Regions from separate parts of the Mus musculus genome. Here region 1 is linked to region 2. Evidence: chromatin contacts called from ENCODE Hi-C data. All regions are on one chromosome and are shown on one strand. The core of a region is the stretch at or near the end of the contact, and the rest is flanking DNA. Distances in the headings are between cores, read along the strand shown.

Region 1 (5,576 bases), core at 1,040-3,539, 2.4 Mb after region 2:
CATCTCCTGCTCGAAGTCTAGAGCAACATAGCACAGCTTCTCTTTGATGTCACGCACGATTTCCCTCTCAGCTGTGGTGGTGAAGCTGTAGCCACGCTCGGTCAGGATCTTCATGAGGTAGTCTGTCAGGTCCCGGCCAGCCAGGTCCAGACGCAGGATGGCGTGAGGGAGAGCATAGCCCTCGTAGATGGGCACAGTGTGGGTGACCCCGTCTCCGGAGTCCATCACAATGCCTGTGGTACGACCAGAGGCATACAGGGACAGCACAGCCTGGATGGCTACGTACATGGCTGGGGTGTTGAAGGTCTCAAACATGATCTGTAGAGAAAAATAAATAATGTTGTCAAGTTCAGAAAGCCACAAGAAACACTCAGGGCAGGTGAAACTGTATGGATAGATCTGAGACATGCAAGGAGTGCAAGAACACAGCTAAGTTCAGTGTGCTGGGAGTCTCAGGACAGGGGCTCCACTTAGACCTACTGTGCATCTACTCAATACACACTCCAAGGCCACTTATCACCAGCCTCATTAGCTTTGTCACACGAGCCATTGTTAGTACCTAAACCCACAGCACTGTAGGGTTTAAACACCTAGTCAGAAAGGCAATTGAGAGAAAAAAAGACCTCGTCTGGGAAAGAGCAGAAACTGCAAAGATCCAAGGGAGACTCAGCTCATAGAAGGGAGTCCTATGGGAGAACGGCAGAAGAAAGACAATTGAGAAAGGGCGTGGCTGAGAAGCTGGCCAAAGAGAAGGGTTACCCGGGATACTGACCTGGGTCATCTTTTCACGGTTGGCCTTAGGGTTCAGGGGGGCCTCGGTGAGCAGCACAGGGTGCTCCTCAGGGGCCACACGCAGCTCATTGTAGAAGGTGTGGTGCCAGATCTTCTCCATGTCGTCCCAGTTGGTAACAATGCCATGTTCAATGGGGTACTTCAGGGTCAGGATACCTCTCTTGCTCTGGGCCTCGTCACCCACATAGGAGTCCTTCTGACCCATTCCCACCATCACACCCTGTGGAAGGGAACAGCCTTCTTAGCACCGGCATCGATCCCCAAGAAAACCCCAGGCTTGCCACTCCCAAAGTAACAGGTCACTTACCTGGTGCCTAGGGCGGCCCACGATGGAGGGGAATACAGCCCGGGGAGCATCGTCGCCCGCGAAGCCGGCTTTGCACATGCCGGAGCCGTTGTCGACGACCAGCGCAGCGATATCGTCATCCATGGCGAACTATCAAGACACAAAAGAAGGCTATAGTCACCTCGGGGCCGCCAAGAGCAGCCGCTGCCGCCCTGCCCACTTCCGGCAAGCCGCGGGCTCGAGCCGCCAGGGGGCGCGCGCCCAAGCTCAGGGGACAAAGGAAGCGCAGACCGGCCGCATTATTACCATAAAAGGCAAACGCTGGCCCGGAGGCGGACCTAGGGCAGGAAGCCAGACCTCCGCCCCCTCCCCAAACGGGCGCAAGCTCCGCCTACACTGCGCCGACGGGCGGCTTGTGCGCGCGCGGGAGGCGACCACACCCAGCAGGAAGCGCAAACAAGGCGCCCGTGCCACTGTGACCCCGCCCCTTCCGGACAACGGCCCCGCCCTCGCCCAACCCCGGGCAGCCGCGCTCCCAGCCTCAATACGCACGCGCAGCTAACTAGGAAGAGGGGGAGAGGAAGAGCTCCCTCCCTAGCGCACACGCGCCTCGATGCCCAGTGATAGAGAGCGCACGCGCAGTGGCATCCCAGCCCCCACCCGGCCGAGCCGGCCCTGCCGCGCCCGCCCGCCCGCCCGCCCGCCCGGCAAGCCGAATAGGCAAACCGGTTTGGACAAAGACCCAGAGGCCATTGAGGCGTGATCGTAGCGTCTGGTTCCCAATACTGTGTACTCTCAAGATGGACCTAATACGGCTTTTAACACCCGCAAGCCGCACCGGCTCATCAAATGCCCACACCGCGACCCTAGTGTGTCCCCAAGCCCCACGCACCGAGCGGGAGCGGGCCCACGAGTGTCTACACCGCGGGAATGTGGCTGCAAAGAGTCTACACGCTAGGCGTAAAGTTGGCTGTGCCAGTGTCCGCTCCGCGGCCCGGCACCACCCTCCACCCGCCCATGGTGTCCGTTCTGAGTGATCCTCAGGACCCTGCAGTGAGGTACTAGCCACGAGAGAGCGAAGGCCCGCTGGGCCCGGCGTCCCTGCTTACCTGGTGGCGGGTGTGGACCGGCAACGAAGGAGCTGCAAAGAAGCTGTGCTCGCGGGTGGACGCGACTCGACAGTGGCTGCGCGTTGCGCCGCCGGGTTTTATAGGACGCCACAGCGGCCACTCGAGCCATAAAAGGCAACTTTCGGAACGGCGGGCGCTGATTGGCTCCGCGTCGCTCACTCACCGGCCTCGCCGCACAGTGCAGCATTTTTTTACCCCCTCTCCCCTCCTTTTGAAAAAAAAAAAAAAAAAGAAGAAGAAAAAAAAAAAAAGCGAGAGAGAAAGCGAGATTGAGGAAGAGGATGAAGAGTTTTGGCGATGGGTGCTGGCTCCGTAGGCCCAGATGTACAGGAATAGCCTCCGCCCTTGTGGACACTGCCCCATTCAATGTCTCGGTTACTAGGCCTGCATTCTGGGGGTCACCCAACCACCCCAGGACCCTCTGGGTGTGGATGTCACGTGGATATCGAGCACTTAAGTGGATGAGGGTCAGCATCGAGGCCCGGACCCTATTTGTGTGGCCTCTTGTTTGAGGGACACGCGGGGCCTGGATTGAATGGACAGAGAGTCACTCCCCCTTGCTAGCAATTGCTAGCAATAGCCGGAAAGCCAGATCCGGGGGGGCCCCTTCTGCTGTGGTTCTAATTTGCTAGGTGTGTTGGGGTTCAACTTGGAAGCAGAACTCTGGTTGGAGAGGTTTTCATGGATCTTGACCTCTTAGAGACTCAAGGCCATCCTATCCCAAGCATAGGGCGAGCCCCAGTGGTCCAATAACTGGAGGTGTTGCAAGAAGATGCCTCCAGATATCCCCTGCCCCGGATCTAGAAAGGAACTGTGCTCAATAGAACAAACAAAACTTCTCATGGAGTCAGGCACTTTTGGAGAACTGCCTGATCACACCCAGGCAAGACTAAGCCTGGGCCGTTAGCTAGTGTCTCTGGGTGACTGCCAGACATCGCTGGGCTGGGGCCCACCATCTATCCTCTATTTATTATGTGCAGCCACAGCTGAGTTGTGCACTAGTCCATCTGCCAGCCGTGGGGATTCTGGGAGTGACAAGCTGCTCAGGGAAAAGTTGGTGGTCACCGGAGCCCCAAATCCTCCAGAGAGAAGCAGCCCCTGTCCCCCTCACCTAAGTACCAGTGTTCTACTTAGCAAGCCAGCTATTTGGCTGAGAGCTACACACGGGGTCAGGGTTGAGGGCCGGATCCCTCAGCTTAGCTTAGAAGGACACGCACCTTCTGGGAGAGTGTGACAGAAAGCTGGATTTAGGCAAGAAGGGTGCTTCAGGTGAGATGCTCTGGGCCTGCCGTGCCTCAGTGCATGCATAGGTAGGTGTTCACTGGCTCACAAAGTGTAGGTGTTGAAACCAAAGAAGGCTTCATCCATATATGGACTACAGTGGCCAGCTTCCTTGTTCTTGGCTGGTGGCAGGGCATTTTGAAGTTGCTGAGGCCTTGTCTGGAAGAGGTGACCATCACCCCAGCATATGCTGTGAACTGGAAACACACCCCTAGTTATCTTTCCCACCAAAAAAAAAAAAAAAATTTGACAAAAGTCTTCTGCAGTCACCAACCCTGAGAGAACTTTCCCAGGCAGTCTCCTCCCTGCCTCCGGGGGACAGGACTGCCCTGGCCCTGGCCTTGTATTTCTCAGTTGCTCAGGCAGTTTGCCAGCTGCCCAAGGACCTGCCAGTCCTGCAAGTCACAGGTGGGGGTGGGGCAGGGCAAATGCTGCCTGTCAATAAGGAGAGCCCAGAGTATTCCCAGGAGAACCCTGGTGGGGTGCAAGGGAGAAAGATGCCATCAGCCATCAGGGGTGCAGGATGTGGAGGGAGCCTCTTGGGTGACACCAGACAGCTTTACTAGGTTAGAGCAGACCAGATTCCCAGGCAGGACCTGTGTTGCCACTTTGTCACCTCTCAGTCCTGGGACTGGTCAAGGGGCAGGCACCTCAGCCCCACCCGACCTCTGAAACAATTCTGGTCTGTCTTGTCTGCAATGATCATTTTCCAGTGTTCTCTTTCACATTCTTGGGGGTGGCGTGGGGGGGATTTCTCTTGGTTTGTTGGAAATTGAGGGTGGGAGGTTGTTTTTAACAGGGTCTCAGGTAGCCTAGGCTGCTCTCAGATTTGATATGTAGTGGAGTATAGACTTGAACTGATCCTTCTGCCTTTACATCCCGAGAGTGTTGTGATTACAGGCATATATCACCATGCCCAGCTTCTTTGTTTGAAACAGTGGCTCCCTATGTAGCCCAGGCTGGCCTCAAACTCCTGCTCTTCCTGCCTCAGCTTCCTGTGTGCTTATGAAGACAGTCATGGTGCCTATTCAGGCTAGTCTTAATAACTCAGCACCTCCCCCAGCCCGGACAACATAAAACAAGCCAGCCCTTTGAGGGGCCCCATCACCCCCCACTTCCTTCCACTAACACACACACACACACACACACACACACTGAGGGGCTCTGTTCTGTGGAATGAATGAGAGATCGTCTGGGTGTCCTCAGCCCTGACAAAGGAGAGGTCCCTGAGAGGCCGGCAGAGGTGGAGGGGGCCTCAGCTGTTAAGTTTGGGGTGCAGACAGGAGACGGAAAGCACAGAACAGGGTGGGGGTGGGGAAAAGAGGAAGTGGAGGAAGGGGAAGGCAGAGGAAGTGAAGCTGGCCTTCTCCAGAGAACTTTGCCCTCACAAAGAGCTGTCACTGTTACTGTCAGGCACCCAGCTGGCAGCCACAGCCTGGCCCAGAGCATGGGTGACACCTGTAGCTTTAGTGCACTTCCCCCCACAAGGGTCCCCTTCCCTGAAAAGCCTTGGGACGAGAGAATATTTACAACCTAATTCAAGGCCCACTCTCTGATCCTCCTCTCAGAAGCCATATGTCACTTCTCCTGGGGACATTCAAGCCCAGCTGGCCAGGAAGACCCTAAGCTGCACATTTTCAAGTGAGAAATTGAGGAAGAGGGGAACTTCCTGTCACAGTAGCAGGAGCTCTGTCCAAGAGGGCGGGTCCCTGCAGACAGCAGGATGTCAGTAAGGCACTAAATGAATGAGGGAGGGCCTGGAACGTTCCAGAAAACATACTCCCTTTTTACAGGTTCAGAAAACTGAGATGGGCCTGACAGAGCGCCCAGTGCTTTAAGATCCAGCCATAATGCCTCTGTACTCAGGGGCCCCTGAGCTAACAGCCTGCCCTCTGCCTCACAGGGCCCCTCCCTGGGTAAAGTGGCCTCTGGAATGTCCCCGGGGACTAGGTCCAAGGACTGCTCCAAAGTTGGAATTCCTGGCCCCACCTCCTCCTTAGTACATATTTCTATCTCTCAGAGTTCAATGAGGGCAAGCCAAAGGCCCTGGTCATACGTAGGGTACCACCGGAAAAGTCTACTGGATG
Region 2 (5,754 bases), core at 1,787-4,286:
ATCTCCCTGTACCCAACGCTGACTGTAACCTGTACGCTGAAACACTCTCCTCCTCTGCCGCCAGACCGCTTTTGGTCATTGTTTATCCCAGCAACAGAAAGCAAGCTAGCACAGCACCTGTGTGCTGTGCAGAAGTGCACGTGGCCGGCCATTCCTACACAGGCAAGGGCCTGGAGTGTCACACTCTGCTCTGTCACACTCTGTCTAAGTCCTTTGAGAAAGGGCTCTCCATCTGAAGCTGGAATCCGGCTGATGGCCAGCGAGCTGCATCAGGCCTCCCCTGTCTGCCTCTTCCCGATCTGTTGCGGCCGGCCAGCAGCTCGCAACGTGAACGGTTCGACTGAGATGGCCACTCGAGCTAAGTGAGGAACTAGATGGGGAGAAAGAAGAAACGGAGCCAAGACAAGTTCATCCTGTTCAAAGCTCAATTTTACTAGTTCTGACATTCAGTTATAAAGGAAGAGGGAGGGAACCCGATTCCCGCCAACTGGTCTCGGGGTCCAGTAGCAGGGTGAACACGTGTGTGGCTCCAAGCAGCAAAGCGGCACGGTCCAGCAGTGGGCGTGGCAGAAGGAATGAGCAGGAAACTCCACCCCTGAGCCAGCAGGTTCCAGGCTGGGGGTGGGGAGGCTACACCGATCCTCAGCAGTGATGACATAGGCATGCACGGGGCTGGACCCAGCCTTTTACATGGTCGCTGAGGGTAGGGAGGGTTCAGTCTCAGGTCCTGATGCTTTCTCAGCAAGCATTCTTCCCCACTGGGCCATCTGCCCAGCCCAGGAAAGGGCATGTTTTATATGGCATGTCAGGTGGCTTCTTAAGGAGGCAGCACGACACTGCTGCAGTTCCACCTGCAATGGAGACCACCCGGTTGCTCGGAAGCTTCAGTCGACTTTGGTGTTGTCAGTGATTACATAGGCCTGAGCCATCCCAGCAGGTATGTAACAGAGAATAACATCTAGCTAGCCCAGGATGCCCTCAGACTTGCAATCCTGCCTCCCCTGCCCAAGTTACCAGTGAGCACCACACCTGCCTAAACAAAATGCAATAGGGTTTACTGGCCAGGCATAGTGGTGCATGCCTTTAACCCCAACACTTGGGAGGCAGAGGCAGGCAGAGGCCATGGTGGAGGCAGAGGCAGGTGGATCTCCGTAAATTCTAGGACAGCCCCAGCTATATAGAGAGACCTTGTCTAAAAAAATGTAGTATATAACATTTATGCTTTGTTTGTTCATTTGTTTTGTTGGAGACATTGTCTCATGTAGCCCAGGCTATCTTCAAGCTCACTGTACATCCACAGATGATTTTGTTTTTTGTTTTTTGTTTTTTCGAGACAGGGTTTCTCTGTATAGCCCTTGCTGTCCTGGAGCTCACTTTGTAGACCAGGCTGGCCTCGAACTCAGAAATCCGCCTGCCTCTGCCTCCCGAGTGCTGGGATTAAAGGTGTGCACCGCCACGCCTGGCTCACAGATGATTTTGAACTTCTGATCCTACTGCCTACAATTCCTGAATGCTGGGGTTGCAGATGTGTGGCATCATGCCTTGTTTATACATTGATAGAGATGGAGCCCAGGGCAGAGCAAGCATTCTACCCCCCCTGAACCACACCTGAGCCCTCGAACTTACAGTTATAGATTGAATTGTGTTCTATCTTCCAGCCCCAAAAGGAAAGAGATGTTGGTGCTCTAGCTCCTAGTGCCTTAGAGATGACCTTATTTGGAGACTGAGCCAGGAGAATGGTAATGAAATGAGGTCATGGGATAGTCCTGATCTTGTCTGGCTGTGCCCTTATGAAAATGGAAATCTGGGCTGAAGTACGCAAAAGGGAGGTAAAGAGAAGGGCTGGAAGATGCTCCTGCAGGGCTCTCTGCAAGAACCAGCCTGCTTGCTACCTCAACTCCTGGCATCTGGCCTGCAGAACCCTAGGAAAAGAGCTGTCCATAGTTGAGGCTGGGTCTGTGTTACAGTTAGAGCAGCCTGAGCAGGTCACACGCACACATGGCAACCCAGGGGACTCAGCTGTAGGTTTTGAATCCTAGTTAGTAAGATGGGATCATCTGCCACCAGAATATAATAAATCTTCCTAGGTTCTGTCCTCTGCCATTCTGTGTCATACTGCTACAGAAAGAGGCTTCTAACCCTAGGCACTGGGAGAGCCCGTTGGCTCGGAACCAGTCCCCTGCTTTGGGAAGGCAGCTCAGTGCTGGGATGTTAAGTGTGCGTCACCACGCTAGCTTTCTTTTGCAGGTGCATGTGTGCACCTCATGTGTGATATGTGGGACTCAGAGGACAACCTCAGGCACCTTCCAACTTCTGTTTGAGACAGAGCTTCTCTTTTGTCTGAAACTTCACCATATAGAGAGGGCTAGGGAGCCAGCAAGCTCCAGACTCTCTCTCTGCCTCCCGGTCTTGCCATACAGGCAAGCACCACGGAGCCTGGCTCACGAGCATGGGCTGTTCACAGGTTCTGTGGATCTGACCACAGTTTCTCACCTTTGTGAGGCGAGCACCTCATTTACCCACTGAATCCTCTCCCCATACCTTGTTTGTTTGTTTGTTTGTTTGTTTTTGAGACAGGCTCTCATTAAGTACGGCTAACCTGGAACTTCCTATCCTACTGCCTCAGCCCCTCCCGTTCCTCCCTCCCCCCTGCCAAGTAGCTGCGGTGACAGCTTGCACCATGCCTGGCTCTCACTAAGAGCTTTACCTGCATGGTCTCTCTTAAGCCCCATAAACTCTGACAGGATTGTCAGCTTGCACAGCCCACGTTGCAAGTTCAAACTGCGAGACAGGCAACGCCCCTTGAGATCAGCCACGCCCCCACTCCGGATTGGTTGCTGCAAAAGGGGCGGGACGCTCAGGGATGGTGGGTGGGACCAATCTCTGGCCGTAAATAAGGTGCCACATGGCACTGGCTGGCGAGGGCAGGAACGGGGAGAAGTGCGCAAGCGCATCCAGAACGGGCGTAGTCCCGCTCGTTAGCTCTCGCGAGAGGATGGAGGGAGGTCTGCCTGGGGGCGGAGCCGCGCCTCGGGCGGGGCTGCTAGCGGGAGGAGGCGATTTCGGCTGCAGAATCAGCATCACCAGCAACAGCAGCAGCGGCGGTGACTGTGGCGGGCGCTAGGTGAGGAGCGCAGGCTCGAGCAGAGCGAGGGGTGCGTAGGAGTCCCGAGTCCTAGGGTGGGGCGATGGTCCATGGTTTGGCGATGCAGATTGGTACCTCCTTCTGCCTGGCTTAGGCAGCTCCCACGTGGTCCCGGGTTCGAATCCCAGTTCTGTCCAGCTGGCTGTGTAACCTTAGCCAAGCGTGCACCTTCTCTGAGCCATCTTCTTGTGCAGCCCTGCAGAATGCGTGGAGGAAGGTGTGGCCACTTGGCCGACCTCCTTTGCAGTAGTAGCGGCTGGCTCGGAGGTTGGGAAAACACCTTCCCAGTTTTGCCTCTGGCTGTTTGGGTGTCCAGGCGAGAAAGCAATTGTTCAGAGACTGTTGTGCTGCAGTGTCCCGGCCAGACCTTGCAGGAGGCTGTCTCCGAAGCCAGGTTTTGTACCGAGCAAGCACTGGCCCCACATCTCACCCCAGTCTACTGAGCATCCTCCTGCCCTGTGCATTGCTGCGGGTGCCCCCAGCAGCAGCCTCATGCCTGGTGGGCCACAGGAAGCCGCGCATTAGTGGCTAACAGTAGGACCTATCTTCTCTTTGGGCTTCTGGCCACGAAGACATCGCTGGCAGACCTTGGGTTCCTTCCGCACATCCGCCTAGCTGTCGCACAGAGAGCTGTAATGTTTGCACCCTTCTTAAATTATTTATTTTATAATCCCACGCTGCGCTGGGAGCCCCGGAATTGAGTGGGAATGTCACCCTCGGGGGAGAACGGGGCTGTGAGCCTTCCATTGCTGGGACAGCACCGTGTGGCTCCAGCCTAGGTAACATGAGTTAGGGCCCTGTTTCCGGGTGTGAAGGAGAGAAAAAAGATTGTTGGGAAACTGCTATGTGCTGGGTATGATACTGCAACTTCGCGAGTTGCCTAAGGTGGAGCGAGTTGCCTAAGGTGGAGCGTGGTGCCAGTTCTTGTGAGCTTAGGCAAGAAGATTGCTGTGAGTTTGAGGGCAGCCTGGGCCGCATAGTGAGGTTCAGGCCAGCCTGGGCTACAGGGTAAGACTCAGACTTAAAACAAAACAACACAAAAATTACAAAAGGGCCTGCCTGTACCTTCATGTTTAATTTCCTTGCTAGGATCTGGGGCTGAGCTTGCTTGTACCCGTATTGTCATGTCGCTTTCGTGGGTCTGCATCTTCAGTTTCCTGCTGTAAGGGCAAACCACCATATTGGGTGGAATGCTGGGAACCATGGGCCCTGGGTAGCTCAGGTCGTCCTGGTTCAGGGCCACTTGAGTGCCAAGTGTATGAAAGACGTTTGCGGTATGCAAAGAGAATGCCAGGAAAGGTGGCACGTACCTGTAATCCCCAAGAGGTGAAGGCAGGAGGGTCTACAGTTGAAGTCTAGCCTGGGCTACATAAAACCCTGTCTCAAAGAAACCAAACAAAAGAAACCCTTAGCATTGAAGACTGGAAGCAGCTAATTCAGGAGACGTTGAGTTGCTGTGCTCATGAGGGGTGGGGCCTGTGGGGGAAAGACTAGTTTCTGGAGGGGCGGGCAAGGAGTTGTGTGCATGTCCATGTGTGTATGCAGGTGCATTGGAGGTCAGAGAATAACGTTGGGTGTCGTCCTCAGGAATGCCATGTCCTTGCTCTTAAACAGACTGGCCTAGAGCTCACCAATTGGCAAGGCTGGCTGGCCTAGGGTTTCAGGCACACAGCACTTAATTGGTTCTGGGGATCTGGACTGAGGTCCGTGTGCTTGCGTGGCAAGCACTGTACCGACTCGGCCATTCTCCCAGCTCTGGGAGGACGGATTTCTGCTTGAGAAGAGCCTTATGCCCTGCTGGAGACCAGGTTCCATTGCTGGAGATTGCAGTTGAGGTGTGATGGGAACCAGGACCAGGTCTGTCAGAGGTAAACTCGTGATGCTAGAGGGAAGGGCAGGGAAGCTTGGGGTGTAGGGAGATGCAGTGCATGACATTGTGGGTGTGGCTCAGTGGTTAGGGGAGGTGGTGCAGAGCCAGAGTTCCCCCAGGGCTTCTCTGGGCAGTGAGGCTCTCTGTACGATTCAGTAAGAACTGGGCAGAAGAAAGAAGCAATGCAAGTCTGGGAGCAGCAGCCAGGTTCCTGCTGGTCCCCACCCCCACTGCACTGGGTGGTGGAGGAGACGTGGGAAAGTGTGTGGTTTGTAGACGCTAAGAATCTGTGACATTGAGGACCTCCAGCACAAGGCACGCGTGCTTGGGCTCAGAGTCTGGGAAAACCCGAGAGAAGAGAAGAGAAGAGGGGCAGGCAGAAGGGATGCTCACACTTAGATGCCTGTGGACTCAGTTCATGATCAGTACCACATGATCACCGGAGCTGGGTGGGGCGGTGATTGTGTTCTAGGAAGGCCAGGCCAGAAAGTACTGTGAGGGAAAACAGCCTGGTTACTCATAAGACTGAAATAAATCAGGTGGGAAAACACCACGCACGCACGCACGCACACATCCATATACACACATACACATTCACATGCACACACACACATACACATTCATACACACATGCACACACACATTCACACTTACACACTCACACACATTTTTGTTTGGCTGTCTAGGAGCTTGCTCTATAGTCCAAGCTGGCTTTGAATTCAGAGATCAGCCTGTCTCT

What was found. Hi-C counts contacts between places; a loop is a spot of excess contacts on that map.
Region 1: a map of v-Abl transformed pro-B cells shows a loop between it and region 2 (4-fold over the local background). The contact joins the promoter of Actb here to the promoter of Chst12 in region 2. A Hi-C loop is called at or near these places in 2 of 37 maps with a recorded cell type or tissue (regulatory T cell and v-Abl transformed pro-B cells).

What each region holds. Positions count from the first base shown.
Region 1 is chr5:142,904,465-142,910,040 of GRCm38, forward strand. Actb (actin, beta) reads right to left here and starts at 2,290. Exons shown (of 6, transcript NM_007393.5): 1 at 2,188-2,290; 2 at 1,100-1,228; 3 at 773-1,012; 4 at 1-318. The coding sequence starts at 1,222.
Region 2 is chr5:140,502,573-140,508,326 of GRCm38, forward strand. It overlaps Chst12 (carbohydrate sulfotransferase 12), which reads left to right and starts at 3,037. Exons shown (of 2, transcript NM_021528.3): 1 at 3,037-3,124. Gm38728 (a long non-coding RNA gene) reads right to left here. Exons shown (of 5, transcript XR_001785006.2): 4 at 5,409-5,507; 5 at 515-851.